Linked DNA regions of Mus musculus: region 1 is linked to region 2. The links are chromatin loops, found by intact Hi-C in ENCODE. Cell type or tissue: left cerebral cortex. All regions are shown on one strand.

Evidence for each region. A loop is a pair of places that touch in the nucleus more often than their neighbours do. Peaks named below come from ENCODE experiments on the same cell type or tissue, not always from the same donor. Only the 100,000 strongest peaks of a DNase experiment are listed, where the experiment ranks them.
Region 1: a loop joins it to region 2, with 4 times the contacts of the local background. A loop is called at or near these places in 13 of 42 quality-filtered maps.

The regions. Positions count from the first base shown.
Region 1 is chr8:22,162,328-22,170,327 of GRCm38, forward strand. Nek3 (NIMA (never in mitosis gene a)-related expressed kinase 3) reads right to left here and starts at 4,108. Exons shown (of 16, transcript NM_011848.4): 1 at 4,051-4,108; 2 at 1-167. The coding sequence starts at 113. It overlaps Ckap2 (cytoskeleton associated protein 2), which reads right to left. Exons shown (of 9, transcript NM_001004140.2): 8 at 7,386-7,620; 9 at 5,825-6,647. The coding sequence ends at 6,404. In left cerebral cortex, CTCF peaks have their summits at 4,189 (motif pointing left) and 5,313; DNase peaks (open chromatin) are centred at 3,896, 4,153, 6,468 and 7,023; H3K4me3 peaks cover 1,274 bases; H3K27ac peaks cover 1,010 bases.
Region 2 is chr8:21,988,637-21,996,636 of GRCm38, forward strand. It overlaps Atp7b (ATPase, Cu++ transporting, beta polypeptide), which reads right to left. Exons shown (of 21, transcript NM_007511.2): 20 at 6,918-7,020; 21 at 5,712-6,288. The coding sequence ends at 6,015. Among named protein-coding and RNA genes, the nearest start is that of Ccdc70, 22 kb to the left of the region's middle. In left cerebral cortex, CTCF peaks have their summits at 3,747 and 5,485; a DNase peak (open chromatin) is centred at 3,760.

The sequences.
Region 1 (8,000 bases), 170 kb after region 2:
AGCAGTCTGATTTCCTTCATGGCAAATGTCTGATTGCTGCTTTCCTGCAGAACCAAAAGAGCCCTGCCGAAGGAGCCCTGGCCAATCACTCTCAGGACTGTGTAGTTGTCCATGCCGGGCAGCCACAGCTGGGCTCTACCCCTCCAGTCACTGCTGGCTCTCCCAAGCTATATTAAGAAGACAGAGTCGTTTGGGAATCCACTTTTAAATGCAGAGTTAATTCAAAAGTAGCTATACTCACCTTTTATATCCTGTTGAAAAGCCATGCTTAAAATTGAATTTGCCAAAACAAGGTTTTTCAGGAATGAAGTTAGGCAACATGTGTGTTGTGTTTTAGCAGTGATTTTTAAAAAAATCTAATCTTGTGTCAAAAACCACATGTCTGCCAGGGCCTTAAAAGACACAATCATGTAATTACCAATAAAGTTTAACATATGCAAGCATGACAACAAAATCACCTACACAGTGAGCGCACTCCACCAATACAGATAGCCGTCACAGGAACGAGAGCCGTCACAGGAACGAGAGGCCTTGGTATAGCTTTAAGGATGCTTTGTTTGTTTAGTTTTGATCCAGATCTTCAGTCTGCGCTTAAATATCAACCATTTTCCTTTTTTTGCTTCTTCCCTTAAAATGTACATGTATCCAATATATTTAACTGAGAAATATGTGTTTTTATTATGGTCTATTTCCTTTTAATTTCTAATTATTGTTTATAATTACACTTAAAATATACAAAATGAAATTACATCCTGGTCTTGGAAGAACTATCCAATTTTCCTAAATGTCCCTATAAATGCAACACTCCATATTTCAAAAGATTGGATTTTGCTCATTATTTTATCCTTAAGACCACCTCAAAATAAAGCTACCTTACTGTATGTTTAACATGTACTGTAAAAGAGAGGTAGTTACTAACACACTTTTTTTCTTTAAAAAGAGAGAGAATTATTTGGAAATTTACTTTTAAAATGCAAAATCAATTCGAAATAGCTACAGTCACTACGACAGGCCAACAGCAACTTCCTCTGGTAGATGGTGAGCGGATGCTATTTTGGCATAAAGTTTGTTTTGAACTGAAAGGAACTGACTCTGCCTAACTCCCATTTCTCGGTGTCTCTTTGTCTCCTTTACTGAAAAGAGGGCAACTTCCATCAAAGGGGAACCCACCAACTACAGTGTGCACACCCTGTCTGTCTTTCCCAAACAACAAGTTCTTACCTTTCTTGGACAAACAACACTAGGACCCCAAAGTCCCCTTTCCTTTGTCTGATTGTTTTTCTACAACATCTTGCTTTCTTGTTAATAGTGAGCCCTGAGATCCAACTCTTTTATATACATGGACTAAATACAACATTTGATACATGGACTAAACTCCTTTCATATACAACATCTGTATACACGGACTAAACTCTCATATACAACATCTGTATAAATGGACTAGACTCCTTTCATATACAACATCTGTATACACAGACTAAACTTTCATATACAACATCTGTATACACAGACTAAACTCCTTTTATATACAATATCTGTATACATGGACTAAACTCCTTTCATATACAACATCTGTATACATGGACTAGACTCCTTTCATATACAACATCTGTATACATGGACTAAACTCCTTTCATATACATCTGTATACATGGACTAGACTCCTTTCATATACAACATCTGTATACACAGACTAAACTCCTTTTATATACAACATCTGTATACACAGACTAAACTCCTTTTATATACAACATCTGTATACACGGACTTAACTCCTTTTGGTCCTTCTTAGTCTTGTCATCTTAATTTGAAGGGTCCCTATGACGACAGATAATGATTTTTCTTCCTCTAGGTCATCCCTGTCATCACCGTCACCCATGTGGAGGTGACTATAATCCCAAGCGAATGCAAGGCAAGGCTAGAGAAAGAGCTATGTTGGCTTGTAGCAGAACTATTCAGGGGAGTCAGGAAACTCCTGTGTAAGTGAAGTCTGAAAGGCTGCCACACGTGCCTTAAACAAAAAGGAGACACGGAGTGGTCAAGGTGGAAGGCATGATGGATGCTGAGTTCAGCTGAGTAGATGAAATTGGCCTGTGACAGGCTGGTACACAGATAGATTTATCTGTTGACCACTGTAAACCAAATGTTGCTGCTGAGTTTTTATCTTCAGGGTAATTAATGGTCTGTCTCTGACTGGTGTTAGAGAACAACAGCACGGTCATATCTGCATAGCAGAAAAGTCGCTCTTTGGGGTCACAGTACTAATGGACTGCATGAAAAGGGTACACAGGGACCACGTCAACAGTAGGGAAGATGAGGGCGTAACGGTGAAACGCAGGGGCGTGATGACCTTGGGGAATTAACCTATCGTCAAGGACACATTTACAGGGAACAAATACGGAAGAGGCAAGATTCTGGTATGAACTGAATGACATAATGATTCTCAGATGGAAAGGTAAGGCCTTGGAGTCATATGTACAGCCTTCGTTTGATGATTGATTGATTGCATTGGAGTGTGGCTGGGTGGGGTGAAACAGAGAAGACACACTCTACGTTGGATCCACTGAGCTGGAGTTTCTTAGGATTCAAAATGGATATTTAAACACAGTCTGACTCCCATGTCTCCCCCACAAAAGCAGCATGATTTTTAATACACTTTTTCTGGCACATAAGCTATATACACAAGAAGCAATTACACAAGAGACACAGTCTCAGGAAGACCCGAGGTAGCTGCTTGCCTAACATGTTAAAGACCCTGGACTACACGGGTGGGATAGAAGTTGTGGGAGACGCCTACACTTAGAACTCATACACTTTTTTCATCACAGGAAAAATACTGGCATGAATTACTTGATTTTTTTCCGTTCACAAAGCTAAATTGTTTTTATTTATTTATTTATTTAAACCACCCACAAGCTGTAAAATGTAGAGCACAAGATGTAGTACAAACATCGAAGATCAAACCCTGCTAGGACCTGCAAAGCTTCTAGTCCGTAGCTGGGGTTGGGTAGTCAACACCTGTAAGATTAGCACTTAAGAGGCAGAGGCAAGATGATCGCCATGGGTCTCAGGCCAGCCACTGTCTCAAAAACTAGCCAAACAAATAGACTGTGCCTTCCAGTTTGCTTTCCAGTCTATCACAGAGTTACCAGGAGACTATAGCAACAAATCCTCCATATAACCAAATCCAACGCCGTGTTTCCAGGAGTGAGGCATTTGAACACACCCAGACACAAGTAACAGACCTATGACACTCAGGAGGCAGAAGTTGGTGAATCACAGCCTGTAACCACTGCTAAGTCCAAAGTCAACTAATTCACACCATGGGTTTCAGGCCAGCCAGGGCTACAAATGGGGGCTGTCCCCCCACCGCTCCCCCCCCCCCCCAACCAATAAAAACCTAGAAGAAAACAACCAAGCCCTTCACACTGGTCTTCACAGGGGTCTTAAGTGGTCTCTGGTTTCAATTGCTTTTTTCCTGTTCCTGGTGCCTGAGGACTTTTACCTATGCTATCAAAATGACTGATGAGCAACCAGGCTTTCCTTGACTGAAAAATCAAGTTAGTATTTTTAATCTCCATGTGTTCGATAGCCAGTATTACACCCATAAACACAAGCCTTATTACACTAGGTGTGGCGAAAGCTGATGGGTTCCTTCCAGTGTTTATAAACAAATACGCCTTTAATAAAGATAAACCAATTGTTTAAAAGAGCCTAAAGTGATTTGCAAGTGCCCAGAAGCGGGGTCAGTTTAGACAGAGATCCCAGGACACACACCCTGGAGACCCACCAACCTTTCCCTACCAAAACACCCACCCTCCCGAAGCTGCTCCGCTTCAGCCGCACGAGCAGTCTCCGACGCGCATGCGCGCACCGAACTCAGCGACTGGGGCGCACAGCCTACGGGCTGAGTGATGCGCCCACATTTGGCCGTCGCCCCGCAGCGGGCGAGCGCCGACCGGCGGCTTAGGGGGCGGGGGGGGGGGGGGCAAGAGGCTCCACCCGCTCCTCTCTCCACCGCGGCCGACCCGTACAGCTCCCTTCACCCACCTCCCAGCGGCGTGCGTCGCTTCTCCGCTCCTTGCGAGGCCTGGGAAGTGGGCGGGGCGTGGGCGGGGCGTGCCCCTAGCTGTGGGCAGAGGAAACTGTTGAGGTCTGGCCCTAGGCGCTGTTCTCTGAGTAGCTGAGCCCCAAAGAGCTGTTTTAAAGCTGTTTTGCCACCTTGCGGTAGGATATTGCTAACGTTTTGAACCGGTGCCCCCAGTAATTTGAGTTATTGCTCCAGATTAGGCAGACAGACAACAAACATAAATTCCACAGGGACACTGCTAGCATTTACTGTATGACTTTGGAAAAAGTGAAAAACAAAATAATGCACCACCCCAAAATAATGCATCTCATTCTGAAATGTGTATTTCTTCCCGGAAATAGCAGAAAGTTATTAAGATTCTAGTTGTACCAGGACGTGGTAGGATGTCTGTAATCCCTGCATTCGGAAAGCTGAGGCAGGAGATCCAGAATTGGACGCCAACCTAGTTTACAGAGCAAGTTCCTGGTAGGCAAGTCAGGACTGTCTCAAGTGTTAACATTTAGGGGTGCAGAATAAAGGAACAAAAGGCAGGAATGAGACCAAAATCTGGCCTCAACTGACGAGACTGTTCACCCCACCCTCCCCTTCTCCCCTTCCCTACTGATCCCAGATGGAACTAATGTTTGTAGAAGAAATTCAAATCACAGGACAGCAGACCCAGACACCCCCAAGATGTTAGGCAGAGGGTCCAATGGCCAACCAGGCTACAGTCAAATGTACAGCAGGGAAGCAGGGAACTAGACCCTGAGGGGGCGGGAGGCAGGGTAGAAAGGGACACTGGAAACCTACAAGTCAATTGCTGGAATAGGTGGTTTATCAGGCAGTGTAAGTCATTAAGTAGCATTGAGAGAGGAGAGGAGAGGAATCTATCAGGGTTCCTCAGCTGCAGCACTGTCCACATTTGGGACTCTTGATTCTTTGCTGGGGCTGTTGTGTCTCGGGGCTCTCTCTGTCCACCAACTGATGCCGGTACTCACTATGCTGTCTCCCCATCTGTTTTATTTTTGGAGATAGTTTTCATTACGAAGGCTAGACCAGCCTGGAAAGCACAGGTCTGCCACCTCTGCTGGGATTACGTGTGTGAACCACTAGCTTGACAACCAAAAATGACTTGGTTTTGGAAATCCCTGGAGGGAAGGACAGACCCAGGTTCAATTCCCAGCTCCCTGTGGCAGCTTACAACTGTCAGTTTCTCCAAGGGGCCTCACACCTTCTTCTGGCTTCTGAGGGTACTGCACTCATGTGGTGCATAGATATACATGCACATAAAAATAAATAAATCTCAATGGGTGGGAATTAAACAAAAGAAAGAAGATACCGGGGGAAAAGTGGGTGTGGTACAGACCACCTGTGGTGGAGAACAGTCCAGCCGCAACATCCAAGGATGGAGTTACGGGCGAGCATGTAGTTCATCCACAGTTCATGCTTCGCAGACAGGAAGCTTTCCATCCCTAGACCTCACCAACACTCAGTTTGAATCTGAGTTATCCCTAAAGCTTATGTTTAGAATGCCTGGTCTCCAGCTTGAGGCACTGTTCTGAAGGCTGGCAGAAGTGGATAACTACTGAGCCTGGGAAGTTATACCCAGCACGGGAAAGCAGTACCCTCCATCCATCTCTCCCTCCCTCTCTCCCTCCCTCCCTCCATCCATCCCTCTCTCCATCCCTCCCTCCATCAGGCCTTCCTCACCATGGTGGACTGTACTCAGAAACTAGGTAAAAATAACTCTCATTTGTTTCTGTCAGGTATATTTTATCACAACTAAAAGTAATACAAACTTAGCAATATACTTCAAAAACTAAGTTTAAATTTGGTTACTGTGGTTAAATGACATTTTACAAAGCAGTTTTTCTTGTGGTGCTAAGGACTGAATTCAGAGCCTTGCACATTAGGCAAGCACTCTTCTGGGGGCACATCCTGAGACCCCAGAACATATTTGTTGAAATAAATGCCATAGGCAGCTAACTATAGCCCCACAGTAGGGTCCTAAAGTCAATTCCATCATCAAATAAGTCAATCAATGAAATGTCATTGGAACATTATACATATATATTTATTATAAACGTATTAGGAACAAAGTCAACGTAAAAATATAAATTTATATAGACTACATTTTCTGATTTTGTTTCTTTAACTGTAAGTAATTAGTAAAGTGAAGCAGCCAACATTATATTTTAAAAACACAACAAACAAGCTAGTGGAGTTTACCTGTACCATACTTAGGCATGCGGACAACTTCAGACCTACGATAAAGTTGTACACATGCAGGGCCACAGGAGTAACACAACCATAACTGCTCAGGACTCGGGACTCCTATTCCTCTTCCGCTACGTCGGTCTCAAAGAACAGAGGGCACAGTGCTGCATTAGGGCGGCAGACAAAGGCATCCCCTCCCAACTCAGACAACTGCTCCAGGGAAGACACAGAAGGGTCGTGGTCTTTTAACATGGCTGGCAGTCGTGAAGTCTTGTCTTGAATGCGCCGTGAGCGTCTCACTGGTGTCAGGAACTTTAGCTCTTTAAGTGTGGAATTTTTATCATGTTGCATCTTTTTCATACTGAAAAAAACCCACAAAGTTATTCCAAAGCATGTTCAAATTTGTCTTACACTTTTGCAGTTTCTCATAACGTACTTCTATGAGGGACCCATGTGCCAGACAGACTGTCTTTAGGAAGGGAGAGGTACCCCAAGTCCCTAGAAGTGTATTTGTTGTTACAATCTGTATTATGTGGACACTTGAGTACCAGAGTCTGATTTCTTAATTCCAAGTCCTCTAGCTATTAACCATAAGATGTCTTAACATTGAAAATGCCTGGGGGGAAGGACCCAGGCTTGAATCTCAGCCCCCACATAGCAGCTCAAACTGTTCACTCCAGTCTCGGGAAAATTCCACACTCTCTTCTGGCTTCTGTGGGCATGCCATTCATGTGGTACAAAGATACACATACAGGTACACCCACACACATCAAAATAAATCTCAAAAAATGTACGTAAAGCAATGCCTGGGAAAAGTTGTGGGTGGCACAGACTGCATGTGGTGGGAAACAAGGCTAGCTTTCGCAAAGTGACACCATGCGGTTAAGAACAAAGCCCATGTAGTAAATGGAAAGGTCAGGTGTCCCAACGGCCTTTTCTCATCCTCTCTGAAACAGGGTGGTCTGTACAGCAACCTGCCAGCCACAGTCTCCCAGTGTGATGTACTTGCCCACAAGCCATCATATTCAGGGCTCTGAGTCTGGCCCTTAGCATCACCCCTGGAGCATGAAGACAGATGGCATCCACTTTAAACACTTACCTTTGCAGCCGAGGTGTAGAAGATACATTATATCGAATTATGCAACCTGCTTCAGTTTTTGAGTCCGGAGTTGTTAAATCCGGATCTTTTATTTTGTTGTCTTGATCATCTTCATACACCTCAACTTTGCCATGATGTTCATTCTCCTCTCCTGGTTTTCCTGACCCTACATTAGCATCAGCATTTACTTCTTGGATAGGTTCCTTGGTTGCATGAGCCTCCTCAATATTTTCTCCTATAGAAAAATTGAAGATTTAAACTATTTAAACAAAATGTCAAAATGACAGAACCAAACTACATTGCCTAATCATTATGTTTCCTATGTACAGATTTCTGCCAACAATTTAACAGATATTTAATATCCCATGTGCAGAGATAAAAATTTAAGAATGGGCTGGGCAGTGGTGGCGCACGCCTTTAATCCCAGCACTAGGGAGGCAGAGGCAGGCGGATTTCTGAGTTCGAGGCCAGCCTGGTCTACAGAGGGAGTTCTAGGGCTACACAGAGAAACCCTGTCTTGAAAAACCAAAAAGAATGGAACCACTCCAGTTCTTAAGAGTATGCCAGGAAAGACACAGTTGAAGAACAATTAACTATTAAATGAGATAAAACGGT
Region 2 (8,000 bases):
TGGTGATTCTGTTACTCAGCAGACCTGGGAGACAGATTCTCTCCTCTGAGTTTCAGTGCTCAGAGCACTCTCTGCTGGCAAGCTCTCTTACAGGGAAGGTGCGCAGATATCTTGTTTTTGGACCTCCTCCTGGTCGAAGAAGAAGGCCCAAAACAGGGCCTCTCTCAGAAGCTGTGTTGCTTTGGCAGTTCCCAGAAGCTGTCAGCTTCTGTGGTGCAGACTCTCACCTGTGCAGACTAAAATCCTAAGTTCCAGGGAGTCCTGGAACCAAGATGGTGACCGCTGCTCCTGAGGCTGAGGCCGTCTCCCGAGCCAGGCGGACACCTGTCCTCTGGTCCGGACGGTGGCCGGCTGTCTGCAGCCTGCAAAGGGTACTGCCTCAGCGGCTCTGTGCTTCTGCCCGTCCCAGAAGCTGTCCGGTTCTCTGGCGCACCCTCTAACCTGTTCAGACTAATTTCCTAAGTTCTGCTGAGTCCCGGAACCAAGATGGCGACCGCTGCTGCTGAGGCTGAGGCTGCCTCCCAAGCCAGGAGGACACCTGTCCTCTGGTCCGGATGGTGGCCGGTTGTCTGCGGCCCGCCCAGGCTGCTGCCTCAGCGGCTCTGGCGCACCCTCTAACCTGTTCAGACTAATTTCCTAGGTCCCGCGGAGTCCCGGAACCCAGATGGCGACCGCTGCTGCTGAGGCTGAGGCCGCCTCCCAAGCCAGGCGGACACCTGTCCTCTGGTCCGGATGGTGGCCGGTTGTCTGCGGCCCGCCCAGGCTGCTGCCTCAGCGGCTCTGTGCTTCTGCCCGTCCCAGAAGCTGTCCGGTTCTCTGGCGCACCCTCTAACCTGTTCAGACTAATTTCCTAAGTTCTGCTGAGTCCCGGAACCAAGATGGCGACCGCTGCTGCTGAGGCTGAGGCCCGGTAGTACACACCTTTAATCCCAGCATTGATAAAGTTGAACAAGGGGTGAGAGGCAGGGCAGGCATTTTCAACCCCAGCAAGCAGCAGAACTCAGAAGCATCAGTCGTGTGGCTCTGGCTTTAGAGTCAAGAATAGAAGGGACTCCTGGGACAACTGATGCTGGTTAGCTGGAGCTAAGAAATTAGCAGTGATTAAGTAGAGACCACTGAAGTGAAATCTAGGAAGTGTTTTCTGAGAGCACAAAGAAACTGTGTTCCAGAGATAGCTAAGGTTGAACCTCCGGTTGCAGCTGGACTTGGTAATATGTAAGAGTCAACCCAGGTGGTACTGGTTCTGAAGGCGTGGATAGGTCATGAAGAGCAGCTGAGGCTTGGCCCTGAAGAGGCCATGGAAGGCCATTGGTGATGGTGCAGCTTCAGTTGCAGTTGACAGCCCAAAACTGAAAGGGTCATGCAAAGGATTTGAGGCTTGGCACCATACAGAGAGCCTGTGAGAGGCTATTGGTGAAGCCTAGCTGCAGTGGAAGACCCCAGTGTATTGGAGATGCCAGTACAATGGGATGATCACCAAGAACAACAGCACAGTGGAGTGGATCAACCTGAGCCTAGAGTGCTACAGAGGGCAGAGCTGGAGAAGTGACACCAGCCCTTTGAAAGAGCCCAGAAGATCATATGTGGATCCCAGACATTGAAACAAGAAGCTAAAACTTTGAAGTTTGCCTTGGAGGCTCAAAGATATTTGAGATGCCAGAGCCAAAGGATATTTGCTGAGGAAAGCTGCTAACAGGGAGTGGAAGAAGCAGCCCAGGAGAAAGAAGTTTGTTGCTGTCAACAAAGATGAAAAAGGAGTTGGAGATCTGAAGACTGCTTTGACATCAGACATGGAGATGCAGACTTTGGAGTTTGCCCAGCTGGTTTCCTGTCTTGCTTCCCAGGTTACAGTTAAGTGCTTGGATGAATGTCAGAAGAGACATTTTTAGTTAATATTTTATTCATTTACATTTCAAATTTTTCCAAGTTACCCCTTCACAAACCTCCCATCCCATCTCCCCTCTTCCCTCTCCCCTCCGCCTCTATGAGGGTGCCCCTCCACCCACTCACCCACTCCTGCCTCACTGTTCTAGCATCCCCCTTTGCTAGCATCAAGCCACCACAGGACCAAGGGCCTCCCCTCCCATTGATGTGAGAAAAGGCCACCCACAGCTACATATGTAACTGGAGCCATGGATCTCTCCATGTGTACTCTTTGGTTGATGGTTTAGTCTCTGGGAGCTCTGGGTGGTCTGGTTAGTTGATATTGTTCTTCTATGAGATTGCAATCCCCTTCAGCTTCTTCAGGCCTTCCCCTAGCTCCAGAAGGGACTTTTAACTTTGGACTTTTAATATTGCTGATACTGCTATAGTCTATGGGGATTTTGGAAGTCGGACTACATGTACCTTTTTATTAAGCTATGTCTATATATGGCCCCCATAGACTTGTGTGTTTGAAGAAGCCTATGGGGCCAGGGAGTGGAATGTTATGGTCTGTATATGCTTGGCCCAGGGAGTGGCACTATTAGAAGGTGTGGCTCTGTTGGAGTAGGTATGTCATTGTGGGCAAGAGCTTTAAGACCCTATTCCTAGTTGCCTAGAAGCCAGTATTCTCCTAACAGCCTTCAGATGGAAGATGTCGAACTCTCAGCTCCTCCTGCACCATGCCTGACTGGATGCTGCCATGCTTCCCACCTTGATGATAATGGACTGAACCTCTGAACCTGTAGCCAGCCCCAATTAAATGTTGTCCTTTATAAGACTTGCCTTGGTCATGGTATCTGTTCACAGCAATAAAATCCTAACTAAGACAAACAGTTAAACAGTTTTATTGGCACTGGGCTCAAACCAGGGATCTTGCACATGTTAGTCAAGAGGTCTACCAAGTTATACCCTCTTGGTTCATTTTTCCTTATGCTGATATAATATAATAGCCATTTCTACCCCAGAGAAAAAAATGTTAAATTTCCATCAATCTTATTTCATTTTGAAATGTTTGAACGGATGCTTTTACATTTTTGTTCATCTTTTTGAATAGGAAAAAAAAAGCAACTCTGGGATTTCTCAGTATTATGTAACCTTCTTACATTCTACTCTGTAACCTCAGCTGTGGTCACTGTCTTTATATGAAGAACAAGGGCAGACAGCAGACCTCTCTCTCCATGCAGTAACCCCAAACAATGGTGCTTCCAGCCTTGTGCAAGCCCAGTGTGAAACTTCAGCAGAGCAGTTCCTTCTCCACCAATGCCAAGCAGTTTACACACACACCTGAAAAGGGAAAAAAAGGACCAGTAGGCCACTTACTCTATTCCTCTGTGTATGTGCTCCAAGGAAAGGTGGAATTATGGGTGTATGCAAATGAGCCTTTTATAATTCAGGGACTTTATGTACATTACAGAATTTGTCTTAGGTAATCCTATTTTATTTTATTTGTACAGGGGATTGAACCTACTACTCCAGCCCCCTACATGGGTTTTTAAAGCCCCTAATCTCCCCAAATCCTTTAATCAAGTAACCTTTCAGGTGAAAGTCACCTTTATTAATCCAAGTTCTTTATTAAACTAGCTCAATAGTTTAGATATCTGTTTTTAACATGCCAATTTCCAGATGCCACTGAAAATTAGAATTATCAGTCATTTCTTATAGAGGTAATCCCATCTTAATTCTTCAGTTTACCAGGAGCAAGAGAAGATGCTCGGATTCAGCCAGATGCCTGAGAAACCTTTCAGGGATGCTTGCTAAATCCTCCCCACAGGAGCACCGACACTCCTTCCACAACGGTCTGTGGAGACCTCATGCCCTGACTGTAAAGTCCTCTAGGGTGTGCTAGAGACCAAGCAGTGAGGTTCTGGGCACAGTCAGAGCTTGAGGCAGCGACTTCAGCAAAGGCTTCCTTCTCTGCGGTCCTAATGCTACCTAGACTAATACTACTCTAATACTAATACTACTCTAGACTCAGCAGAGTGGTTCAGACCAGGGCAAGGCAAGAGGGTTCCCACCACCTCGTGTCCCCACTGCTAGAATCCTATCATTCTCTGTCCCTCCAAAGAAGTCCCCAGCAATCCGGTAACATGAGCCATACAGACAGAATAAGCAAGCCACAGGCAACTCCTGGATGAAAAGATACAACTTTATCCTCGTGCTTCATGGAAAGTTTTGAAGAGGGAATTGTTCTCTGGCCATTAAAAAAAAGAAAAAAAACCTGACTCTTTGAACATCTAAAAAGTTATTTATTTGTACAATTATATAAATATTTTCATGTCTACATGTGAACATGATGCTTACATTCTCAGAAGGTTTAAAAATCAATACAATTAGATTCTTTAGAAAATGATTACCTTATTCCAAAACAAGACTTATTCTGTAAGAACAGAACTATAGACCGAGTAGATGACGTCAGTGGGAGGAGGTCGCTGGAGAGGGAGTGGAAGGGTTGCGGATACCAAGAGCGCAATAGATCCCTATACTCCCGGGTTTTAGAAGATAAAGCTCAGCAAGCACCGCTAAGGTGCAAAACCCAAAGCAGCCATCCCAAGTGATGGGTAGTAACCTCGTGACCACTGCATCCTAACCTGATGCAACTCATCCAGCTCCTGTCGCGTTTGCTCGTGCAGCAACAAAAGGACCCTCGTCCAGTTTACTCTCACCGAGCAAACTGATACTGTAAGGCAGCAGCGGAATTACAGAAAGGCCTTCGGAACCCTCTGAACGGCACATTGGCTGTGAGTTCCTGGGAAGACACCGAGGCCCTCGGACCCTGTTTTCTTGTTTTCAGTCGTAGACGGTAGGTAGTTACGGTGCTATTTTTGTGGGGAAAAGAGGTGAGAAACCTACAAAAAAAAAAAAAAAAAAAAAGACTAACACTGCCATGGCCAATAAGTGACATCCTATAAAGGAGTTTTGTGGCTTTTTTTCTTTTAATGTCACAAATGAGAGTAACCCATTTCTGCTAGTCTGTTCCGGGTGGCTCAGCCACTCGCTCAGTTAAGCTGGCCCCATCCCTGCCCTCTGAAGCCACTCCAATCACATAGTCATAGCTGACAACAGGAACATTTTCACTGGGGAGGGGGGAGGGCGCTGTGGGTGTCCCTCCTTTAGATGTCTCCTCAGCAGCAGACAGCTCTCTATTGAGAACTTCACTCTCTTCTGGTGGGAAAACTCCCCCCAGGCACACACACTAAGCATTTGTGACAAACTTCACTGGACCCCACTGAGTGACAGGGGTGTGCCCTTATGCATACACCTCCCAGGGAACAGTGCTTTATACACTACAGGTTATGGCATGGCTGTATAGGGTGCCCTGAGAGGCAAGGACCTGGACCCCATAGGAAAATGAACTATGGTCAGGCTCTGAGGTATCTCTCCAGCTGGTTGAGAGCGGCACATGTGAGTCTGTAGGTGTGGCTCTAAGCAGGATGGCATTCTTTTCAGAGTAAATAGGGATGCTGGGTAGCTCTTGCATTGGGCTGCAAACCAGGGCGCCACCTTTAGGCGGGCAGATATGCAGGAGCCAGAGCATCAGACCCAAGGCACTAATTCTACCCTCAGAAGATAGAGGGCAGGCAGTTCCAGTACCAAGGATGCCAGCTACACCAGGCAGAGAACAGACTCGTCTGAAGGAGCCTTAGGCTTACACGGCCCATGTGTGCTGCCTAACTCCAGGTGTTATGGGAGCTCTTAGTATAGGAGAGATCTGGTTGGAGCTCTCCAGGGGGGCTGAGCTAGGCTTGTGGTCCTGATGAGCCTGGTCCTCACTGCCTAGATAGTATATACAAATATAGTTGGCAGGGTTCAGTGAAGAGTGATGGTTTCCTCCCAAGCAGGGTGTGATCTCGCCCTCATGAAAAGCAGGAATGGTATACTTTCCCCAACCTAGTGGCTTCTGGAAGAGCAATCCTGCCCAGCCTCTGCAGATACACCACACACTGTAAGGCAAGGCTAGCAGGATGCTCAGGTCTCACCATGAGCTTCGTCCATCCCACAGTGGCTTGTTAAGGCTGCACCTCCTGGCTCCACCACCATGAGCAGGAGCAGGCTCACCCAGAAGGAGCGCCATGGCCTGCCCAGGAGAACACTCAGATGCACTGCTCTTCATCCCTGTCACTCAGGAGCAGGGACCATTTGTCGCCACCGTCCTCTGCTGCCCCGCCATGCCGAGACAATCTGTCTGACGTCAGGGAGGACAGAGACACTTGGCTCACGTAGCTGACCTGGTCCCACGCGGTGGCCCTGGGAGAATCCCGACGCCGGTCATCCATGCCAATGTGCACGCTGACTTGGGAGGCACTCAGGGGCTTCATGCGGCCGTGGGCCTGGGCCTCATATCTCTCTAGGTCGGGCTTTCTATAGCTGAAAGGCAAGAACCCGAGAATACTCGAATCACTCTGGACATAAGGCCCTTTTTCTCTGGTGAAATCTCTATTTTTCAGTAACATAAATAGCAAATTTTCATGGGTTTTTAAGAAAAAAAAAAAGGATACTGAATTCCCATGGTTCAAGTTCACATAGTCCAGAAACTTTTTATGTAAACACTCCCCACATAGTAGGCTACTGTTATTTTTGTTAAGTGAATGCATGAGTAAATAAATCAATGTTTTTCTGTTTTGGTAGTGTTAGGGACTAAACCCAGGATCTTTTCCATGCAAGACAACTGTTCTACTAGTGAGCTCTGTTCCCAGTCCATGGACATCTTTGCTAAGGAGTAAAACTGGAAATACACAGGGATCATATGTTTGCATGTGTTCATGTAAATAGCTCTGAAAAAGACCCAGACTCTTACCACTGCTAAGTGGGCAGTCACTGTCCAGGGTACTGAAAAATCACTACACAACCCCATGCAGGTCCTTTGTGTTGCTCTCAGATAAATAATGGAGAGCACACGAAGCAGGAAACATGCTGCTGTGCCCCGACCTGCTGTCACCATGCATGGTGGAGCCTGCAGAGACTCCTCCAGCAGGTGCTCCAGGCCCAGGACTTACCACTTGAGCTGAAGAGACGAGAGCACCACAGAGACAGAGGACGCAGCCATGGCTGCTGAGCCCATCCACGGCTGCAGCACGATGCCAATGGGCATGAAGACACCTGCCGAAAGAGGTACCACCTGACAGCTAGGGAATACTGAGAGCCCTGCTCGGGGAACCTAGGAGACACTACGCCCACCAGCTTTCAAGGTGAGACTAAGCTAGCAGGAGGTGGGCAAAGGGAAGGTGAGTCTGTCTTGCTTACTCTTGCTTAGAACTATGTATGGGTACCACCAGCCAGTGCAGGGGCTGGGAACCGCGGAGGATAACCACTGTGGATATGGTCATCATCCTTCTCTACAGAGGTAGCAACCTGGTCTCTAGGGAGCGCTGGAAGCCAGGTCCCAGGCAGCCAGGAGGGAGTGAAGCTCCTAAGCTGCTCTGAGGTCAGAAAAGACACTTATCTGACTGCGGCTGTCCTTCACTTCTTTGTGGGTTCTTCTATCTTCCACTCTTCTCCGCCCCTTTCTTCCACCCCTTCTGCCCCCCTAACACTAGATAAGAGAGGAAAAAGAGGGGAAAGGAAGGAGATCCCTGAATAAAGTCAGGGGTCAGAAAGAAGGTGACAATATCATTAGACTGCTTCCTGCTGTTTAGGGTGTTAAGTTCCTTGGGGGGTAAGTTTGATCTTTGCTGGGAGAATATCTAATATCTTCTTCTTCACCCACAACTTCTTAACAAACCGCAACCAACCAACAACCCGTCCAGCTTCTCAAGGCTCTAGCATTTTAACCTCTTAAAAGTTTCTGGGATTCCAAATGTCTTACAATCTCAGCTACTATCTGCAGCTGGAAAAAATCACAGCCCTGCTAGAGCACGAGGCAAATCACAGTCAGCTGCTGTGGACAGTCTGAAGCAGCCCCATACCCCATACCTGGGATTAAAATGAAAACATATAATATTTCTGTGTGTTTTAAAGAAATCAAAGTTCCAGAATTGTCACTACATCTGACTTCTAGACTCAGGAGGCTGAAGCAGACTGGATAATCTCTATGATGGAAGTCACCACTAACCACTTGGATATAACAGAGAAACTGAGAC